Linked DNA regions of Homo sapiens: region 2 is linked to region 1. Evidence: chromatin loops called from intact Hi-C (ENCODE). Cell type or tissue: PC-9. All regions are shown on one strand. Each heading gives the region's core, and the rest is flanking DNA. Links, peaks and the distances in the headings are about the cores only. Region 1 holds the start of HAP1 (huntingtin associated protein 1). Region 2 overlaps ACLY (ATP citrate lyase).

What was found. Hi-C counts contacts between places; a loop is a spot of excess contacts. Peaks named below come from ENCODE experiments on the same cell type or tissue, not always from the same donor. Only the 100,000 strongest peaks of a DNase experiment are listed, where the experiment ranks them.
Region 2: a loop joins it to region 1, with 7 times the contacts of the local background. A loop is called at or near these places in 35 of 110 quality-filtered maps.

What each region holds. Positions count from the first base shown.
Region 1 is chr17:41,733,773-41,745,103 of GRCh38, reverse strand. HAP1 (huntingtin associated protein 1) reads left to right here and starts at 10,461. Exons shown (of 11, transcript NM_177977.3): 1 at 10,461-10,938. The coding sequence starts at 10,470. RefSeq lists an enhancer at 11,030-11,331. In PC-9, for the core only: CTCF peaks have their summits at 6,731 and 6,932 (motif pointing left); DNase peaks (open chromatin) are centred at 5,203, 6,903 and 8,473; H3K4me3 peaks cover 1,199 bases; H3K27ac peaks cover 1,923 bases; H3K27me3 peaks cover 1,915 bases.
Region 2 is chr17:41,881,121-41,892,451 of GRCh38, reverse strand. It overlaps ACLY (ATP citrate lyase), which reads left to right. Exons shown (of 29, transcript NM_001096.3): 16 at 5-173; 17 at 4,749-4,853; 18 at 6,144-6,340; 19 at 8,178-8,259; 20 at 9,220-9,330. Among named protein-coding and RNA genes, the nearest start is that of KLHL11, 21 kb to the right of the region's middle. In PC-9, for the core only: a CTCF peak has its summit at 6,594; no DNase peak of the experiment used is centred there.

The DNA of each region.
Region 1 (11,331 bases), core at 2,804-10,803:
CCAGCACTTTGGGAGGCCGAGGCGGGCGGATCACAACATCAGGAGATGGAGACCATCCTGGCCAACATGGCGAAACCCCACCTCTACTAAAAATACAAAAATTAGCCGGGCGTGGTGATGCATGCCTGTAGTCCCAGCTACTCCGGAGGCTGAGGTAGAATTGCTTGAACCTGGGAGGCGGAGGTTGCAGTGAGTGGAGATTGCGCCGCTTCACTCCAGCCTGGGCCACAGAGCGAGACTCTCTCTCAAAAAAGAAAAAAAAAATTAGGCTGGGCGCGGTGGCTCATGCCTGTAATCCTAGCACTTTGGGAGGCTGAAGCAGGTGGACCACCTGAGGTCAGGAATTTGAGACCAGCCTGGTCAACATGGTGAAACTCCATCTCTACTAAAAATGCAAAAATTAGCCGGGCATGGTGGCATGTGCCTGTAATTCCAGCTACTCGGGAGGCTGAGGCAGGGAATTGCCGGAACCCGGAGGTGGAGGTTACCACGAGCTGAGATTGTGCCACTGCACTCTAGCCTAGGTGACAGAGTGAAACTCTGTCTCAAAAAAAAAAAAAAAAAAAAAAAGGCTGGGCGCAGTGGCTCACGCCTGTAATCCCAGCACTTTGGGAGGCCAAGGCAGGCTGATCACGAGGTCAAGAGATTGAGACCATCCTAGCCAACATGGTGAAATCCTGCCTCTACTAAAAATACAAAAATTAGCTGGGCGCGGTGGTGTGCACCTGCAGTCCCAGCTACTCGGGAGGCTGAGGCAGGAGAATTGCTTGAACCTGGGAGGAGGAGGTTGCATTGCAATGAGCCAAGAACGCGCTACTGCACTCCAGCCTGGCGACAGAGAGAGACTCTGATTCAAAAAAAAAAAAAGTTTTTTTTAATAGAGACAGGATCTCATTATGTTGCCCAGGCTGGTCTTGAACTCCTGGCTTCAAGCGATCCTCCTGCCTCAGCCTCCCAAAGTGCTGGGATTCCAGGTGTGAGCCACTGCACCTGGCCAACAGCCACCACTGTTGAGGGAGCTCTTGGAGTGCAACTTGGTGTGTGTGGTCTCATTTGTTCTCGAATGAACCCTGTGATATAGGCGGTCTTATCCCCATTTCACATGTGGAGAAACCGACTGCAGCAGGACAGAGCTGCCTGCTGGATTTAAAGCTACAGGGCAGGGGGCAGGTGGACTTTGAGCCCAGGTGTGTCCCTGGGCTTCCTGTTAGGCCCAACTCCAGGTGGTCCTCAGGGAGCTGAGGATTGGAGGGTAGTGGAGAATGCCTGATCCCCATCACAACCTGTCCTGGCTCCTCCTGCCTGTCTGTTCCTAGGTCTGCCATGGCACTCTGATGCCCTGGAATGGAAGGGACCTCTAGGCTCTGCCTGCTTGGCCCTGCCCTACCTCTGCCTGGCTTTGCCCACTCTGCCCTCCACTGTGGAGAGAAGGGGGTGAGGATTCCTTTCCCCTCCAAGAGCCAGCTGGGGAGTCAAAGGGGAAGCTTTTGCTAAGCACGTACTATGTGGCTGCTAAGTGCCTTACTTTCCTTATCCCACTTAATAGGAAGTCTTTACTAAGCAGGACTTATGATTCGTTATCCCCATTTTACAGATGAGGGAAACTGAAAGCCAGGGAGGTCTTATAAAAATCTCTGGCCAGGCGCGGTGGCTCATGCCTACTGTAATCCCAGCACTTTGGGAGGCCGAGGCGGGCAGATCACTTGAGGTCAGGAGTTTGAGACCAGCCTGGTTAACATGGTGAAATCCATTTCTACTAAAAATACAAAAAATTAGCTGGTCGTGATGGCGCGCACCTGTAATCCCAGCTACTCAGGAGGCTGAGGCAGGAGAAGCGCTTGAACCCAGGAGACAGAGGTTGCAGTGAGCTGAGATCGTGCCATCGCACTCCCGTTTGGGCAACAAAAGCGAAACTCCGTCTCAAAAAAAGAAAAAAAAAGAAAAAAAAATTTCTGCCAAGGGGCCGGCAAGGTGGCTTACGCCTGTAATCCCAGCGCTTTGGGAGGCCGAGGTGGGCGGATCACTTGAGGTCAGGAGTTCGAGACCAGCCTGGTCAACATGATGAAACCCCGTCTCTACGCCGGGCATGGTGGCTCACGCCTGTAATCCCAGCACTTTGGGAGGCCAAGGCGCGTGGATCACCAGGTCAGGAGATTGAGACCATCCTGGCTAACATGGTGAAATCCCGTCTCTACTAAAACATACAAAAAAATTAGCCAGGTGTGGTGGCGGGCGCCTGTAGTCCCAGCTACTCAGGAGACTGAGGCAAGAGAATGGCATGAACCTGGGAGGCAGAGCTTGCAGTGAGCCAAGATCACGCCACTGCACTCCAGCCTGGGTGACAGAGCAAGACTCTGTCTCAAAAGAAAAAAAAAAAAAGAAAGAAAGAAACCCCGTCTCTACTAAAAATACAAAAAATTAGCTGGGCGTGGTGGTGTGTGCCCGTAATCCCAGCTACTCGGGAGGCTGAGGCAGGAGAATCACTTGCACCCGGGAGGCGGAGGTTGCAGTGAGCAGAGATCATGCCATTGCACCCCAGCCTGGGCGATAGAGTGAGGCTCCATCTAAAAAAAAAAGAAGAAAAAAACCTCTGCAAAGACTCTCTGTGATGTCTACTGTTGAGTGAGAGCTGAGAGGTTGAGAGGTCAGGACAGCAGTGAACATCTTCCACTTTGGAGACCACTTGTAGCAGTGAAGGGCCCAGCCAGGCCCTGAGGGCATCCCTGGTGCCACTTTGCCCCACCTACACCATGACAGCCTGCCCTCCAGACTAAGGAATCAGCGCACGTTGCTGGAGCCCCTGCTAGGTATGAGGTGCCCAGGTGGGGTGACCACAAGCATGTGAGGAGCTGTCTGTGTTCTTGATGCTGTAGCTTTTGGTCAAGCTGAGACCTCTACACACGGGAGAGTGTCAATGACCACCTGCGAGGCAGCCCAAGGCCCTCCTGTAGCCCAATGGGCGTGATGTGGTTGGAGAAGGTGAAGGATGCTCTGGGCTTCCTGGAGGAGGGTTTGGGGAGAGCTGGGCCTTGAGGAAGCGCCTGGGGTCAGGGTGTTGCCTGCTCTCCTAGTTTGCTAAGTTATCCGGTAAGTATTTATCGAGCGCTCAAGCTTGCTAGCCTGCACCAGGCTCTGGAATGCACAGATGAAGACTGCCAACCCCTGCCTTGAGTGGGGCCCACAGGTGAGAAATCAGTGTTTATAGCCCAGGTCAAAGAAAGAGACAGACACATAGAGGAGAGGAACGTTTACTTATGAGGAGTAAAGGGGGTTCCTTTTCAGAAGGCCTGGCGGGGCAGATACAAAACACGGCAAGGATGTAAAGGAAAGCCTGACATTATCCGTTCTGCCATGGGAACCACAACGATTTCACTACCTTATCACAAAGGTCATGACTTAGCTTTAGGAATAGGCTTATTTTTTGTTAGGGAGTTCAGATTTATTTGTTTGTTTCTTTGTTTATTTATTTATGACAAGGTCTTGCTCTGTCATCCAGGCTGGAGTGCAGTGGCGGGAAGACGGCTAACTGCAGCCTTGACCTCCTGGGCTCAAGCAATCCTCCTGCCTCAGCCCCCGCAAGTAGCTGGGACTACAGGCGTGCACAATCATGTCCATCTAATTTATGTATTTTTGTAGAGACAGGGTTTCACCATGTTGCCTAGGCCGGTCTCAAACGCCTGGGCTCAAGCAATCTGCCTGCCTTGGCCTCCCAAAGTGCTGGATTACAGGTGTGAGCCACCGCGCCCGGCCAGGAGTCCAGGTTTATGGTGAAAACTCAGTCTTTCTTATTTTGAAGACTGGAACCAGTCAGGATGATTCTGTTATTTCGGATTTATGTCAGAGTACAAGTGTTTCCCTCTGAGCCCATCAAGCATGGGCCAAGGCAGGCTCAGATACTAAAAGCTGGGCACAGAAGCCCTTCTTGCTTTTGCCCCAGTGTGTGGAAGGCTGAGGTAGAGGGAAGCACATTGGATCTGGGAGGCAGGGACCCAGATCCAGCCAGGTTAGATCAGGGGAGGCTCCCAAGACTGGGTGGCGTCTGAGCTGAGGCTTGAAGAAGGAAGAGCGGACATAGCGTCTGCAAAAGGCACTTGGTATTTGTCCTTCCTTTATCTCCATCCTCTGGCAGGATTCCTCCAGAGGCCATGGGGCAGATGCCCACGGTGGGCATCTAATTTATAAGACCTAACAGTTGGCTCATAAGTAGTATTATGTGGAAGCAAACCCAGTGAGCACAGGCACCCCTGGGTACGGGAGAGGGAGGGTCGCCCAGCTTCTTCTCTGAACTGGGAGGCCGTGGACAGCACATGGGCTGTTGGTAAGACAAGCCTTTGTGATCTTCCCTCCCTGATACTTCCTGGCTGTGTGGCCTTGGATAAGTTGCTTGACCTCTCTGGGCTTCTGTTTTTCATCTATAACACAGCAGTATTTTTTTCCTTCCAGTGATGATAAAATGAAATATATCCAAAATCCATACGGCACCTAGTCAGGTCTCAGTGAATGTGTATTTATTCCTCTGTCTCTATCCCCAATCCCACAAATTGTCCCTGGAAGGGCTCAGAGCCTGGACATGGACGCAGGGATGAGAGGGAATTGCTGACTCTGGGGACAGAGGTCAGGGAGCGAAGGGCTCCTTGGTGTTATCCCTGAGCCTGGAGGTAGCTCAGGGAGGCCAAAGGGCCAGAACATCCTTCTAGGCTCGCCACCACCTGGTATTGCCTGTCCAGCAGGCTGGACGCAGCTGACGGTCCTGCCCTCCTCACAGAGGGTGCTGTGGTCCCCCCACTCCCAGCTGCTTCCCGTGGAGCTTCCCAGGTCAGGGCACTGCCGACCTGCTGGACCCAGCTCCATATCAGGCCAGCCCAGGCCTCCTGCTCTGGTCCCTGGGGAAAGGAGCGGGGCTGGGCTGAGGGCTCTAGGGAAGAAGTGGGCACCTGGCTGTGCCAAGGCTCACTCCCTGGGGATCTGTGGCTCACATCCTGGCCGGTCTCCATCCTCTCCCACAGGTGCCCCTGGAGGGTTCCTGGTGGCGCTCACCTGTGCCAGGGGATGTGGAGCCCTGGTTTGGGAGTCCAGAGTCCTAGGATCTCACCCTTACCGGAAGTCACTTCCCCAGGGCGATTACCACTCCCACCATCCATACCCAGAGAATCCACTGATGTGTTCATTCAACAAATATTTATTGGATGCCTCATTAGAGTCCTGAGAATACAAAAGTGAGCAAAACAGATACTGCTCTCATTGTTACTAAATAGATCATCTTGTCAATGACATCATCTTACCCTGTGAGCGGACAGAGTCGGGAGAGAATGCCAGGGGAGGGGAGGACACAGAGAGGCCTGATCTGGCACAGGATACCTAACACAGGTGAGCCCCACCAGGGAGGGCTTCTCAGAGGAGGAGTCAGACATCAGAACCAAGAGCAGGAGTGAGCCTGTGTGGGAGGCGGGGCCTTCCTCCAGGATAGGAGCCCCCAGGTGGGGAAGAACTTCAGAGTGGGGGTCAGTACTCTCCACCTGAGGTCCCAGCCACCTCAGCCCCTTGCCCTCGTCCCCGGCACTTGCTCTCTGTCCTTTCTCTCCTTGCCTCTCTCCCTTTCGGTCCTGGCCAGCAGCGGGGCCATGGAAGACAGCAGGCAGAGGGCTCAGACCCCCAGCTGCCCCCAGCACCTCGTTACCTCCTTGTTCCAGGCCAGAGGGGCTCAGTGGCCCAGGAGTTGGGCTGGGCTCTTTAAGAAGAGGAGAAAAGTTAAAGGGAGCCAGGTGTGGTGGCTCATGCCTATAATCCCAGCACTTTGGGAGGCCGAGGCTAGATGGATCACTTGAGGTCCGGAGTTCAAGACCAACCTGGGCAAAATGGTGAAACCCCGTCTCTACTAAAAATACAAAAATTAGATGGGTATGGTGGCATGTGCCTGTAGTCCCAGCTACTCGGGAGGCTAAGGCAGGAGAATTGCTTGAACCCAGGAGGCGGAGGCTGCAGTGAGCTGAGATCATGCCACTGATCTCCAGCCTGGGCGACAGAGTGAGACTCCCTCTCAAAAAAACAAAAAGAAAAGTTAAAGGGGAACCTCTGAGGGCCTAGGCCCTCAAGTCCCCCATTCTCTGCTGATGTAAGGAGGGACTGTACCTGGGTTCTGGGGTGGGGGTGAGGGCTATGGCGGCCACTGCCTGGTTCTGGAGGGGAAGGCCTGGATCAGAGATGGGGGAGGGCCCCCGAAAGGCCTGCAGGAGACAGCAGGACTGCGGCGGGGGTGAGGAGGTCTCCCCTGTTCCTAGTTCAGGGTGCCCCTCCACCCTGCTCCCCTGCAGAAAGTAACCCCGGTGCCTGTCCCCCCCAGGTCCCTGGCACCGACCCTTAGGGGCTCTTTCTATTACCTACCCTGTTCCAGGTGTTTTTTTTCCCAGGGTCAGGCCAGGGGAGGGGGCAGGAGGAGGGGCCTGAGCCACCTGTGTGCTGCCCAGGGCTGGGCACTGGAGTGAATGTGCCCCAGGTTCAGGGGGTGTGCACAATTAGGTGGTGGGTGGTCTGGCTTTGCAGCCTGGCAAGTCTTCTGCACCCTCCCATCCTCTTTCGGATCCAGGAGGGTCCATGGATGCACACTGGGAGGGAGGACAGGAGGCCAAGGGTCTTTGCTGTGTCTGATTTCTCCCCCTAGATGAGAAGCAGGAGAGGGAGGGGGTGGTTGACAGAGGAAAACCACTTGAGAGGCCTGGATCAGAGACTACCCCCAGTCTCCTGGACAGCCCTAGGCTGTCGAAAGGCAGATATCTGTCAGCCAGGCCAAAATGCTTACTTCCAGAATGACGGGCCCTGAGCCCTGGTTTCTCCATTTGTAAAATGGAGTCTCTGTCCCTACTCCACTTTCTGTGGGGCGACTGAGCCTGTAGGTGAGGAAGCCACGTGGGGAGGTATACGGGCTGACACTGCCCTCTGGTGGCCGTAGCCAGAGTTGCTGGCTGCCAGTGCGCTGACCTAGAGGGTGTGGTCAGCTGGGGGAGCTTTCAGGGTCTCCTAACTTCATCTCTGTCTTCTCCATCCCACTGCCTCTGCCTTCTTCCCCGTCAAACTCTCCAGGGGTTTCCCAGGGCTTCTTCCTCATGGGGCCAGAAACAATTTAATTCAGCAGGAGTGTAATAGGCTTCTTCTGTATGCCCTGTTCTGTGCTTGGTGGTTGGGGCTGCAGAGATGTCCAAGGCACAGAGAGACAGTCCAGGAAGCTGGGCTGTGGGAGGACCACTCGGCAGAGCCTATGGAGCTGTAGCCTCACGGAAGCCTGGGCTGTGCCGATGCCCGAACAGCCACCTCCTTATGTTCTTCAACCTCACTGTCGTAGCAAACCCTGGGGTTGTGTGTCTCCTTCAAGCTTTCTGCTGACAAAGAAACCATAGGAAACATGCAGACTTTGGGCTGGGCACAGTGGCTCACGCCTGTAATCCCAGCACTTTGGGAGACCAAGGGGGAGGCGGATCACGTGAGGTCGGGAGTTCGAGACCAGCCTAACCAACATGGAGAAACCCCGTCTCTACTAAAAAGACAAAAGTAGCCGGATGTGGTGACGCATGTTATTGGGGAGGCTGAGGCAGAGGCAGGAGAATTGCTTGAACACGGGAGGTGGAGGATGTGGTGAGCCGAGATCGTGCCATTGCACTCCAGCCTGGGGCAACAAGAGCGAAACTCCGTCTCAAAAAAAGAAAAAAAAAAGAAAGAAAGAAAGAAAGAAAATAAAACATGCAGACTTTGAACAAGGAGGAGAACGGTTATGTTATGAAAGTTCCTCCATTTCCAGAAGTATTCTGGGAGATAAGCTCTCTTTTCTGCACCTGTTTTCTCCTCCCTGAGGGAACATTTCCATCAGCATGTAAACATATTGTCCTCTCTCCCATCTTCAAAACACACTCCCCAGCACTCATGTCCTCCTTCAGCTCCTGTGCCCTTTTCCAGCTCTCCTTTGTTGCAGATTTCTTCAATACAGTTTTCTATACTGTCTCCCTTCCTTCCTTCCTTCCTTCCTTCCTTCCTTCCTTCCTTCCTTCCTCCCTCCCTCCCTCCCTCCCGCCTTCCTTCCTTCCTTCCGACAGGGTCTTGCTCTGTCACCCAGGCTGGAGTGCAGCCTCGACCTGTGCTCAGGTGATCCTCCCACCTCAGCCCCTGAAGTAGTACAGGTATGCACCACCATGCCCAGCTATGTTTTTTTTTTTGAGACGGAGTTTCGCTCTTGTTGCCCAGGTTGGAGTGCAATGGCGCAATCTCGGCTCACTGCAACCTCCGCCTCCCGGGTTCAAGCGATTCTCCTGAGTACCTGGGATTACAGGCACCCGTCACCATGCTCAACTAATTTTTTGTATTTTTAGTAGAGACGGGGTTTCACTATGTTGGCCAGGCTGGTATCAAAATCCTGACCTCAGGCGATCCACCCGCCTAGGCTTCCCAAAGTGCTGGGATTACAGGTGTGAGTCACTGCGCCCGGCCAATTCTTGTATTTTTTTGTAGCGAAAGGGTTTTGCCATGTTGCCCAGGTTGGCCTCAAATTCCTGGGCTCAAGCAATTCACCCTCCTAAGCCTCCCAAAGTGCTGGGATTATAGGTGTGAGCCACAGCGCCTAGCCTTCTTTCTGTTTTCATTTTGTTACCTCTCGTTATTTCCTCACTCCTCTTTGGTCTCTCTCACCCCCTCTACCAAGACCGCTCTTTTTTTTTTTTTTTTTTTTTTTGAGACAAGTCTTGCTCTGTTGCCCAGGCTGGAGTGCAGTGGTGCAATCTCGGCTCACTGAAACTTCTGCCTCCTGGGTTCAAGCAATTCCCCTGCCTCAGCCTTCCAAGTAGCTGGGCTTACAGGCTTGTTCCACCACACCGAGCTAATTTTTGTATTTTAGTAGAGATGGGGTTTCACTATGTTGGCTGGGTTGGTCTCAAACTCCTGACCTCAGGTGATCCACCTGCCTTGGCTTCCCAGAGTGCTAGGATTACAGGTGTGAGCCACTGTGCCTGGCCCCGCAAGACCGCTCTTGCCGAGGCCATGACCCCAGCTCACCAAGGTTGCCCATGACCCCAGTTTGCCAAGCTGAGTCTCTGTCCTCAGTCTTTGCCTGGCCCAACAGCACCACCCAACACAGGTGGCCACTCTCTACATGAAACATTTTCTTTACTTTCTAGGACCCAACTTTCCTGGTTTTCCTCTACTTCACTGCCCCACTCATCCCAGTCTTCCTTTGATGCCTCCTCTTCTTCTTTCTGCCCTCTGAATCCTAGGGGGTTAGTCCTGGGCGCTCTTACCTGTCTTCTCTCAGTCTCTTGGGGATCTCACCAGTCTCATAGCTTTAAATGGTCATCAAAGAACAATGACTCCTACATTTAAATCTCCAGCCCGGTCTCTCCCCTACATTCAGATTTATACATCTAATTGTCTACCCAACATTTCCAGTAGGATACTTAAAAAAAAAGTATTCTATTTATTTATTTATTTTGAGGGGTAGGCTCGCTCTGTAGCCCCAGCTGGAGTGCATTGGCACAATTTCGGTTCACTGCAACCTCTACCTTCCAGGTTCAAGCAATTCTCCTGCCTCAGCCTCTTGAGTAGCTGGGACTACAGGCACACGCCACCATGCTTGGCTAATTTTTGTATTTTTAGTAGAGACAGGGTTTCACCAGGTGGCCAGGCTTGTCTGGAACTCCTGACCTCAGGTGATTCGCCTGCCCCGGCCTCCCAAAGTGCTGGGATTACAGGCGTGAGCCACTGCGCCCGGCTACAGGGAGACTTTTAAGAGGCGTCTCCCAAGGAGAACAGGGGTTCGCCAGCATGGCAAGAGGAGGGCAAAGCGAACTAGGGTTGGAGGTGAAGAACAGTTAATCCAATCAAATGGAAGACGTCGAGTGGCGCGAGCACTGGGGTGTGAGCGCGAGGGTCAGGGTTGCAGCGCCAGGCAGGGTTGCAGCGCCAGGCAGGGTTGCAGCGCCAGGCAGGGTTGCAGCGCCAGGCAGGGTTGCAGCACGTTGGAAGCGCACTGGAGTTTGGAATGTCTCTCCCAGTCAACCGGGAAAGACGCAGCGCTGCCCTAATGCACTGGCCACCCCAGACCGTATGCACAACGTTGGGTTGGCAGCTTCTACACCAGGGAAGGCACCCGAAACCCCGGCGCGGCAGCTGGGGAGGGGCTGCCCCCAGCCAGGGACCCGCGAGTGCTGGGGCAGCCGCGGCTTTGGGCAGAACCATTCTCCGGAGATGGAGAGGGCAGAAAAAATCTTTCGCTCCCATCCCAACTCGGAGCCATCCGGAACTTGCACTCGCCCTTCTTGCCCTGCTTTTCTTACTGTGCTCTGTTCCGTCACCACTAGCTCCCCTCCCGCGCGGCTCTGAGTCCCGCTTGCCACTAGTTGCTTCTCGGCAGCCCCCACCCCTACGCGTGGTCCGGCCCGGCGGCTGGCGCAGGTTATAAAGGTCCCGCCGCAGCAGCGGACGGCAGACTCGAGATGCGCCCGAAGAGGTTGGGCCGGTGCTGCGCGGGGAGCCGGCTCGGACCCGGGGACCCAGCAGCACTCACCTGTGCACCTTCGCCCTCAGCCAGTCCCGCTCCGGAGCCCTCTGCGCAGCCGCAGGCACGGGGCACTGGACAGAGAGTAGGATCCCGAGCCACCTCTGGATCCCAGTTCCTCTCGGAAGCCCGCACCGGAGCTCGCCCGGCCTCGGAGGCTGGAGCCAAGGCAGGAGCCCGGCGCCCGTCCGCATTCTCGGCCATCCAAGGGGATGTCCGGTCTATGCCCGACAATTCGGACGCGCCGTGGACCCGCTTCGTATTCCAAGGGCCGTTTGGTTCCCGGGCCACTGGCCGGGGGACTGGAAAGGCAGCGGGCATCTGGAAGACGCCAGCCGCCTACGTTGGCCGGCGACCCGGGGTGTCCGGCCCTGAGCGCGCCGCCTTTATTCGGGAGCTGGAGGAAGGTAAATCGGGCCCCCGGGGTCCTGGACCGGGTGGGGACTGGGGCAACTCCAGGGAGGAAGTGGCCCCATCGGGTCCAGGCACCCCGCCCCCTCTAGCACTCAGTGTCACCCGTCCACCACCCCCGCGATGTCACTGCGGTGTCTGTCTGGTCGCCCCTTCTCCATCTCCTCCTCTGCTCTTGTCCCCTGGTTTGTGCCCGTGAGTCAGGTTCTGGGGCCTGCACGCTCGCCCACCCACCTCCACGCGCCTCTTGCTGCGGCAGATCTGCACCCCTTCAGCGCCCCTCTCCTGGGTCTACCGCAGTGCCAGGAGAGGGGCGGGGGGCTGCGGGAGGGCGCTGTCCCGCGCGCTCTGAGTCTGCGCTGGCCGACCGGGCTTGCGTGCGATGGAGG
Region 2 (11,331 bases), core at 2,171-10,170, 150 kb before region 1:
ACAGTGGGGACCACAAGCAGAAGTTTTACTGGGGGCACAAAGAGATCCTGATCCCTGTCTTCAAGAACATGGCTGATGCCATGAGGAAGCATCCGGAGGTAGATGTGCTCATCAACTTTGCCTCTCTCCGCTCTGCCTATGACAGCACCATGGAGACCATGAACTATGCCCAGGTAGATCACTGGGCTCTGGAGGGTGGGGGGTGGGGACCATGAACTATGCGCAGGTAGATCACTGGGCTCTAGGGGACAGAGGGTGGGGAAGCAGGAATGGCTCCTGGTTGATGTCCCGTCACTGCTGCCTGGGACAAAGGGCTGGGGATTTGGGAGTAGCCAGTGGTTTAGGTGGAAATGGTTGGAGACACATGATCTTCAGAAGTCAGGATAGTGACTTAGGGCAGGTCAGTCTGGGCAGAGGCTGCTTATCTGGGCTTACAAAGAGGCTGCTCAGGCCTGGGACAGTGACTTATGCCTGTAATCCTAGGACTTTGGAAGGCAGAGGCAGGAAGATTGCTTGAAGCCAAGAGTTCAAGACCAGCCTAAGCAATAAAGCGAGACCCATTCTCTACAAAAAGCTTAAAAATTAGTCAAGCCAGGCATGGTGACTCACACCTGTAGTCCCAGCTACTCAGGAAGCTGAGGCAGGAGGATCAATTGATCACCCAGGAGTTCAAGGCTGCAGTTAGCTATGATCATTCCATGGCACTCCAGCGTGGGTGGCAGAGCAAGACCCTGTCTTTAAAAAATTAAATAAAGTAAAATAAAATATACGCTGGGCATGGTGGCTTATGCCTGTTATTCCAGCACTTTGGGAGGTCAAGGCAAGAAGATTGCTTGAGCCCAGGAGTTTGAGACCAACAAAGCAAGACCCTGTCCCTATAAAAAAATTAAAAAAAAAAAAGAATTAGCTGGACATGGTGGCATGTGCTGGCTGAGGTAGGATGATCACTTGAGCCTGGGAGGTCAAGGCTACAGTGAGTTGTGATCACACCACTGCACTTCAGCCTAGGCAGCAGAGTGAGACTCTAAATAAATAAATAAATAAATGTTAAATAAATAAATGAGGTGGCTCAGGCTCCACCCCACCCCCACTATATCCTCTCTGTGCTATGCATAACTGGCTTGAAAACTGGGATTGGCTGGATGCCATGGCTTGTGTTTGTTGGGCGGCAGAGGCGGGGGTATTGTTTGAGGCTAGGGGTTCGAGACCAACTTGAACAACACAGCAAGACCTTGTCTGTACTTAAAAAAGGATTAGCCAGGCATGATGGCACTCACTAGTCCCAGCTAGTAGGGAGGCTAAGGTAGGAGGATCGCTTAAGCTCAGGAGGTTGAGGTTGCAGTGTGCTGTTATCATGCCATTGCACTCCAGCCTGGGCAGCAGAGTAAGTCCCAGATCCTGTCTCAAAAACAAACAAAAAAACAAATCAGGATTAAAGCACTTTATTTTATGTATGTTTGTATTTATTTATTTTTTTTTTTTGAGACAGGGCCTCACTCTGTCACACAGCCTCCACTTCCCAGGCTCAAGTGATTCTCGTGCCTCAGCCTTCTGAGTAGCTGGGATTACAAGCACATGCCACCACACCTGGCTTTTTTTTTTTTTTTTTTTTTTGTACAGATGGGGTTTCACCATGTTGGCCAGACTGGTCTCGAACTCCTGGCCTTAAGTGATCCACTCACCTTGGCCTCCCAAAGTGCTGGGATTACAGGAGTGAGCCACTGCACCTGGCCTATTTTAATTAAAAAAAATTTTTTTTTTTTGAGACAGAGTTTCACTCTTTTTGCCCAGGCTGGAGTGCAATGGTGCAATCTCGGCTCACCGCAACCTCCGCCTCCCGGGTTCAAGTGATTCTTCTGCCTCAGCCTCCCAAGTAGCTGGGATTACAGGCGCCTGCCACCATGCCCGGCTAATTTTTTTTTTGTATTTTTAGTAGAGACGGAGTTTCACCATGTTGGCCAGGGTGGTCTCGATCTCTCGACCTCGTGATCCGCCCGCCTCGGCCTCCCAAAGTGCTGGGATTACAGGCGTGAGCCACCGCGCCCGGCAAATTTTTTTTTTTTTTTTCAATCGGTCAGCTTCCCAAGCCAGAGGAGGCTCAGAAAGACTCCAACATTTCATTATAAAAATATTACATATTTATTATAGAACAGTTTCAAAATACTGATAAATACTGTTTTGTTGAAAATAAATACTTGAGGTCCCATTTCAGAAAAACATGACTGCTGCTATGACGGTATGTCCTTATCTACCCCCTTTTCTAGATTTGAGCAAAGGGAATAATACTGTATGCCACTCATATAATCTGCTTTCTTCAGTTGCTCTTTCCACATCAGTAAGCACTAACTGGCAGCATCACTTTTGCTTTTGCAAATCTTGTGATGGGCAATCTCGGATTAACATTTGCCTATATCCTTAATTATTCCCTAAGCATAAATTTCTAGAAGTTGAACTACTGCATCAGAAGGTGCAGGTTTGAGGCTGGGTGCGGTGACTCACATCTGGAATCCCAGGACTTTGGGAGGCCAAGGTGGGTGGATCATTTGAGGTCAGGAGTTCGAGACCAGCCTGGCCACCGCCTCTACTAAAAATAAAAAAAATAGCTGGGTATGGTGGCAGACACCTGTAGTGCCAGCTACTTGGGAGGCTGAGGCAAGAGAATCACTTGAATCCGGGAGGTGGAAGTTGCAGTGAGCCAAGGTCGTGCTATTGTACTCCAGCCTGGGCGACGAGAGACTCCATCTCAAAAAAAATAAAATTAGGATATTGATTATTTTGTTGAAAATTATCATCTGATCCCAGACTGGCTTATTTCAGTTTATGACTGGAGAATATAAAATTGTCTTGATACCTAGAGGAAGTGAAAAAATACATTTGCTGAAAATGAGCTACTTCTTTTTTTTTTTTTTTTTTTTTTTTTTTTTTTTGTGAAATGGAGCCTTTCTCCATCACCCAAGCTAGAGTGAGTACAGCGGCGTGATCTCAGTTCACTGCAACCTCCACCTCCCGGGTTCAAGCAATTCTCCTGTCTCAGCCTCCCGAGTAGCTGGGACTACAGGCGCCTGCCACCACGCCCAGCTAATTTTTGTATTTTCAATAGAGATGGGATTTTACCTTTTTGATCAGGCTGGTCTTGAACTCCAGGCCTCAGGTGATCCAACCGCCTCGGCCTCCCAAAGTGCTGATATTACAGGCGTGAGCCACCACGTCCGGCTGCTGCTTCTTTAGTTTAGGGCAGAGGTTGGCAAACTATGGCCCAAGGCAAAACCTAGCACATCACCTAGTTTTAGGGCTGTTTTTTGTTTGTTTGTTTGTTTTTGTTTTTTGTTTTTTGAGACAGAGTTTTGCTCTCATTGCCCAGGCTGTAGTGCAGTTGTGTGATCTCGGCTCACCGCAACCTCTGCCTTCCAGGTTCAAGTGATTCTCCTGCCTCAGCCTCCCAAGTAGCTGGGATTACAGGCATGCATCACTATGCCTGGCTAATTTTGTATTTTTAGGAGAGATGGGTTTTCTCCATGTTGGTCAGGCTGGTCTCAAACTCCCAATCTCAAATGATCTGCCCACCTTGGCCTTGCAGATTGCTGGGATTATAGATGTGAGCCACCGCGCACAGCCAGGGGTTTTTGTTTGGTTTTAAAGAGACACACATACTGCTCTGTAGCCCAGGCTGGAGTGCAGTGATGCAATCATGCAACTCACTGTAGCCTCAACCTCCTGGGTTCAATTGATCCTCCTACCGGGTCTCCCTGTGTTGCCCAGGCTGGCCTTGAACTCTTGGGCTCAAGGGATCCACCTGCCTTAGACTCCCAAAGTGCTGGGATTACAGGCATGAGCCACTCTACCTGGCCCCTACAATACTATCTTGACCCTTTACAGAAGTTTGCTGGCCCTGGTTTAGAGCCAAAGAGAAGTGATTCCTGGATCTGTCCCATGCCCCTCCCACCCCGCCTCTGGGCTGAGTGTAGAAGCAGCTCATTTCTCTTAAACGCTGACCCTGTCCTGTGGGGATGGTGACAAGACTCGGAGGGTCCCATGAAGAAAAGCCTTAGATAGCTGCTTTATGAGCAGGCACAGGAACAGGTAGACAACAGGAGGGTGTGAGCTTTTGGGTGAGAGTGAACGTAGCTGCTATGACTGTAGCAGGGCTTCCGAAATACCTGCCTCTCTTGGGTGGATCACTGTGGTGTTAGCTAGTGGAGATCAGTTTCGGCTATCCACCACTTGTGTTTTCAGGAGATGGTTAGAGTGATTACGAGCAGAGGCCTGTGGGAAGAATGAGATGCATATTGGTTTTGTTTTTTCGTTTTGTTTTGTTTTTGTTTTTGAGATGGAGTCTCGCTCTGTCACCCAGGCTGGAGTGCAGTGGTGCCGTCTCAGCTCACTGCAACCTCCACCTCCCGGGCTCAAGCAGTTCTCCTGCCTCAGCCTCCCTAGTAGCTGGGATTATAGGCGCGCACCACCATACCCAGCTAATTTTTGTATTTTTAGTAGAGACGGGGTTTTGCTACGTTGGCCAGGCTGGTCTCGAACTCCTGACCTTAGAAGATCCACCCTCCTCGGCCTCCCAAAGTGCTGGGATTACAAGCATGAGCCACCGCGCCCGGCTGATATGCATATTGTTAACATTACTTTGTTCTTGGACCCTGGAAGAGGACATGTGGAATGGGAGGTGGGCCCTTAAACGGTGCTGTCTTGTTGCCCTTTCTGAGGCAGAGAGTTAACAGGAAGGGACTTTTGTCATCCTCTAGATCCGGACCATCGCCATCATAGCTGAAGGCATCCCTGAGGCCCTCACGAGAAAGCTGATCAAGAAGGCGGACCAGAAGGGAGTGACCATCATCGGACCTGCCACTGTGAGCTTCCCCTCCGGAAAGCCTTTTACGTTCGATGCTATCTTATGAAGTTCAATGCCCTTAGGAAGTTTACTTTTTGACTCCTCTATCTCCCTCCTAGGTTGAGAAGATTCAGGAAGTATGTGTTGAAAATCAGTCTGTCCATTTTTAGCTTTTTTTTTGAGACACAGCCTCACTGCAATGCCTAGGCTGGAGTGCAATGGCGCGATCCTGGCTCACTGCAACCTCCGCTTCCGGGTTCAAGTGATTCTCCTGTCTCAGCCTCCCAAGTAGCTGGGATTACAGGCACCCGCCACCATGTCCGGCTAATTTTTGTGTTTTTAGTCGAGACGGGATTTCACCATGTTGGTCAGGCTGGTCTCGAACTCCTGACATCGGGTGATCCACCCACCTCGGCCTCCCAAAGTGCTGGAGTTACAGGTGTGAGCCACCGTGTTTGGCCTTTTTTTTTTTTTTTTTTTTTTTTTTTTTCTTTGAGACGGAGTCTTGCCCTGTTACCTAGGCTGGAGTGCAGTGGCACGATCTTGGCTCACTGCAGCCTCTGCCTCCTTGGTTCAAGCAATTCTCCTGCCTCAGCCTCCCGAGGAGCTGGGACTATAGGTGTGAACCACCACGCCTGGCTAATTTTGGTATTTTTAGTAGAGACAGGGTTTCACCATGTTAGCCAGGCTGGTCTCAAACTCCCAACCTCAGGTAGTCTGCCCCCTACAGCCTCCAAAAGTGTTGGGATTGCAGGCGTGAGCCACCATGCCTGGCTGAAATTATTCTTTGAATTATTTTTTGTTTGTTTTTTTAAGAAGCAGGGTCTTGCTGTGTTGCTGGAGTGCAGTGGCTTTTCACAGGTGCAGTTATAACACACTTCAGCAGCCCCGAACTCCTAAGCTCAAGCAATCTCCCTGCCTCAGCCTCCTGAGTAGCTGGGATTCCAGAAGTGTTCTCCACACCTGGCTTATTTTTACTTCTTACTGTATTAAAAAAATGGAGCTAGTATTTATTTCCAAAGAGCTGAGATTACAGACCTGAGCCACTGTGCCGGGCCAAGTATACGTATCTGAACCTGAATTAGTGAGCCATGCTTTACAAATAAGGCTCTCTTTTGTTCTGTATGTCTCTTGAGAGAGAGAGGAGACTTTCCTAAGCAGGAAACCCAGTGGGCAAGTGTGATTTCTCTTGGTCATTCTCTCCCCAGCCTGGCCAGAAGGGGCTGGGCAGTAATGCAGGGGCTTTGTGATTCTTTGTGGTGAATCTGGAAGTCACCTTCCTCCCTGATTGTGGTTTCTGCCCCCACAGGTTGGAGGCATCAAGCCTGGGTGCTTTAAGATTGGCAACACAGGTGGGATGCTGGACAACATCCTGGCCTCCAAACTGTACCGCCCAGGCAGCGTGGCCTATGTCTCACGTTCCGGAGGCATGTCCAACGAGCTCAACAATATCATCTCTCGGACCACGGATGGCGTCTATGAGGGCGTGGCCATTGGTGGGGACAGGTAATCAGCTGGGAAGCCAAGGAGGGGCTTCCTGCTTTGAGAGCAGTGGGCTAGGAGACGATGCTGTGTCCTGCAGGCTGCTTGCTGCCCCTGAGTTCCAGGCCCGCAGGAATGCTGCTGAAGTCTAAACAATGGGGCATCACTGCTCTTGTCTCAGGACTGACAGAGCATGAAATCGGAAAACACAGAACAGGGCAACAATGTGCAGGAGGGGCGACTGGGCTTTGGGGATAATTCTGTTTGTTGTGATTGGCCATAGGGAGGCAGCAGAGTACAGTGGTTAGGAGGGCCAGTTCTGAAATTGGACTAAAGAGGTTCAAATCCCATTTTCCCTCTTTAGTAGGGGGTGGGTGGCAGGGGCCATCCTGGTCCGGTTACTTAACCTCCCTAGACCTCCATCATTTTTACACATCAAATGGGTAAATAATACCCCCACCTCATGGGGCTACTGGAGGAATAAATGAATTGTAATACATATAAGTGTCTGAGCCAGGGCCTGCGTTCAGCAGGTGCTCAGTGAGTTTTTATTGTAGTTAATAATAGTATCCTCATTATTTTTGGTAGTGGGAACACTGATCAGTAGGTCATGAATACAGTATTATATCTCAGAGTAACGTCTGGCACTTAGTAGGTTCATAATAAATGTTAGCCATTATTGTTTATTATTCCTACTATTACTACTGCTGTCGGGCTTAGAAACCAAAAGCTGTTGAGATAGAGTCACCTTGTTCGTCTCCCTGGCTCTACCACATGATTTCCGATAGGATGCCTGGGTGAGGAAGAACTCTCACCAAGGTCTTTAGGGGTGTAGCCTGGGAATCCCCAGTCCTTGGGTACTGCCTGACCAAAGGCTCAGGGAATAAGTCTAGGAAATGCTGCTTGTTTAGATTGTCTTCTTAGATTTATAATGATCATATCAAAAGACATGAAGAGGCCAAGAACAGTGGCTTATGCCTATAATCCCAGCACTTTGGGGGGCTGAGGGAGGAGGATTGTTTCAGCCCAGAAATTCGAGACTAGCTGAGGCAACACAGTCTCGAATTTGGTAGAGACCCCCATCTCTACCAAAAAAAAATTAGCCGGATGTGGTGGCATGTGCCAGTAGTGCCAGCTACTTTGGAGGCTGAGGCAGGAGGATTGCTTGAACCCGGGAGGCGGAGGTTGCAGTGCACCAACATCGCACCACTACACTCAAGCCTGGGTGAAAGAGCAAGACTTCATCTCAGAAAGAAAGAAAATATGTGTGTGTTCTTAGGTTTTTTTTGTTTGTTTGTTTGTTTTTGTTTTTGAGACGATCAAAAAATTCAAGCGATCCTCCCGTCTCAGCCACCTGAGTAGCTAGGACTGTACAGGCGCCCACGACCACACCTGGCTGATTTTTGTATTTTTAGTAGAGACGGGGTTTCGCCATGTTGGCCAGGCTGGTCTGGAACTCCTGACCTCAGGTGATCCACCCTCCTGGGCCTCCCAAAGTGCTGGGATTACAGGCGTGAGCCACTGCGCCTGGCCGGAATTTGTGGATATATTTTAAAACAACTGCACCAGGGCGTACTTTCTAAGTCATCTCTTACTGCTGAGCGAACCTCTCTGGGCTTATTTTGTGCCCAGTCTTTTCCTTTGCAAGTTAAATAGCTCCAACTCCTTCCCTCTTTCTTCTCTTCTGTTCCATTTGCTACCTTCCCCTGTCCATTATTGCTGGGGCATCTCTGGACCCTTACTGGCCATCCACATCCCCCCAAAATCCAGTGTACCCAGTACAAGTGTGCTTCCTAACCCTGTACACACTTCCCCAGGCCTCCTCCTGATCCTGTATCCTGATACTCCCTGCTCTCAACAGGTACCCGGGCTCCACATTCATGGATCATGTGTTACGCTATCAGGACACTCCAGGAGTCAAAATGATTGTGGTTCTTGGAGAGGTGAGTTACTTTAAAAAAAAAAATTATGATTTTAAAACTGTAATGCATGATCTCAGTTTTCAAAAAATTAAAACATTTTGGTTACATGTAACTTAAAGGGACAGTCCCTGGTAATCCCATCCCCTAGATGCTGGGGCCTCAAGGTTGTCACTATTAGTACTGCCATTTATGTTTCAGAGAAGGGAGTTCTTAATCTCCCAGCATCCCAAACTTTAGCGCCAATAAGAGAGAAGCTCTGCTCTGGCTGGCCATGGTCTCTACCTGGTGGGCAGTGGAAAGCTGGAGTAAAAAAAGTGCATTTTTTTGGCCAGGTATGGTGGCTCACACCTGTAATCCTCCCAGCACTTTGGGAGGCTGAGGCAACTGGGTCACTTGAGATCAGGAGTTCTAGACCATCGTGGCCTACATGGTGAAACCCCATCTCTACTAAAAATATAAAAATTAGCCAGGCATGGTGGTGCACACTTGTAATCCCAACCACTCGGGAGGCTGAGGTGGGAGAATCACTTGAACCCAGGAGACAGAGGTTGCAGTGAACAGAGATAACGCCACTGCCCTCCAGCCTGGGAGACAGATCAAGACTCCGTCTCAAAAAAAAAAAAAAAAAAAAGCAAAAAAAAAGCGCTTTTTAAAAAATGTGATGACTTTTGGATAGAACGGTTAAAAAAAATTTTCTAAATACTAAAAAATTTGGGAGTCCCATAACCCCATCCCTTGTTTGCACCTCTGAAGGCAGGTCTAATCCTAAATCATGTTATATTTCTAGATTAGGAAGGGGGAGTCCCAGAGATTCCTCTAGGAGACCTGCTGTTTGTTCCTTTAGAAATCTTCCTTGTGTCCAGGCTGAAATTAAACTCCTTTTATTTGGCCAAAGCCCGTGTCACTCCATTTTCTATCCAGTTTTTACGTCAGGATGGGCTGCACTAACTTGGCTTTTTCTCATTCCCCATTCCTTGGCAGATTGGGGGCACTGAGGAATATAAGATTTGCCGGGGCATCAAGGAGGGCCGCCTCACTAAGCCCATCGTCTGCTGGTGCATCGGGACGTGTGCCACCATGTTCTCCTCTGAGGTATGGCTGAGATGGGTCACTTCTGGGCTGGGAGTGGGGATTGCAAGAGGGGGCATTTGAGGCGAACCAGGTAATCATCTTATTAATTCGCAGCTAGTTCCTTCAAGAAACGTTTGTTACTTGCTTGGTTACTACAAAGTCCAGCCAGGGCCCTGCTCTCTGGGAGCTTATATCCAGTTGGAGGAGACCAATTTATAAGCAGATTAAAGCTACAGTCAGGCTCTGAGTCCCTACTTGGCGTAGGTAGCAACCAGCTGTCTGGAGAAGTTGAGATGGCATCCCTGAGAAGGTGATGTTTGAACTGTAGTTTAGGGGATGAGAAGGGCTTTGCTGATGAAAGGGAGGCCAAGGAGGGAGAAGGACACAGCCTGGGCTCAGCTGGGCGGGGCTTGGTGAGATGTTTTGTGTGGGGAGAGGTGGTAGAAGGAAAGGTTTGTTCTTGATGTGTTAAAATGATAAAATGTACTTGAAAGTGTCTGGCGCACCTGATGGTGTTGAATATAAACACTCCTTGGGCTTCTGCTGTCTGCTAAGCTTCTGAGCTATCTGTCTTCTGCTGGGGGATCATACGCCAGACTTCAGCCCCTGTGCTTCGGCTTAGAGAACCCTTTACCACCTTGAAGGTGGCTCACGTGATGATGATGAAATTGAAGGAAAAGCCGGGTACCTGGTGTGTGTACAAGAATACTCTGCAGTATCATTAACAGCAAAAACTGGAAACAACTTTTTTTTTTTTTTTTTTTTTTTTTTTTTTGGAGACAGGGTCTCACTCTGTCGCCCAGGCTGGAGTGCAATGGTGTGATCTCGGCTCACTGCAACCTCCGCCTCCTGGGTTCAAATGATTCTCCTGCCTCAGCCTCCTGAGTAGCTGGGATTATGGGCGCATGCCACCACACCCAGCTAATTTTTGTATTCTTAGTAGAGATGGAGTTTTACCATGTTGGTCAGGCTGGTCTCGAGCTCCTGACCTTGTGATCTGCCTGCCTCATCCTCCCAAAGCGCTGGGATTACAGGCGTGAGCCACCATGCCTGGCCTGGAAACAACTTACATGCTTATCAGGAGGGGACTGTCAGCATGGCATATCCACAAACTAATGGAAAACAGGGCAGGCATGCAAAGAAGGAGGTGGAACTTGATATGTTGATACAGAAAGAGTTTAAGATACATTACCTGTAAGAAAGGGCAGAGTTCAGTAAATGCTTATAATATCCATTTTGTGTAAAGTGTGTGTGTATGTGGGTTTTATTTTTTATTTTTCCATGTAAGTAAAAGGGGAGGAGAGGTCCAGAATCCTGCCCATCCCTCCAGGGTGAGCTCTGCTTGCACAGGCTTTAAAATCAGACCTTGGTAGATCTGTGTAGCCAGACGTGGTGGCAGGGGCATATAATGCCAGCTACTCGGGAGGCTGAGGCAGGAGAATTGCTTGAACCTGGGAGGCGGAGGATGCAGTGAGCTGAGATCAGATCTTTAAAATCAGATCTTGGTAGACCTGGGCAAGTCATTTAGCCTCTTGGTAACTGTTTCCTGAGCTGTAAAATGAGGATGCCATGCCGCAAGGTTGTTGTATGACTTAAATGAGGAAGTAATTGTAAAGGTCTGGCGTGCATAGGTCTTAGAAACTTCTTTTTTTTCCCATGCCTTGTCAGTCCGCTTATTCCATGAAGCTGTTCCTGATTCTCCTTTTTTTTTTTTTTTTTTTTTTTTGAGACGGAGTCTCTCGCCTAGGCTGGAGTGCAGTGGTGCGATCTCAGCTCACCGCAGCCTCTGCCTCCCTGGTTTAAGCAATTCTCCTACTTCAGTCTCCCAAGTAGCTGGGATAACAGCCACCACGCCCGGCTAATTTTTGTATTTTTAGTAAAGACAGGGTTTCACCATGTTGGCCAGGCTAGTCTCGAAGTCCTGACCTCAGGTGATCCACCTGCCTCGGCCTCCCAAAGTGCTGGGATTACAGCCGTGAGTTACCGCACCCAGCCGATTCTCTTTCTTCTTGAGTGCTCTCC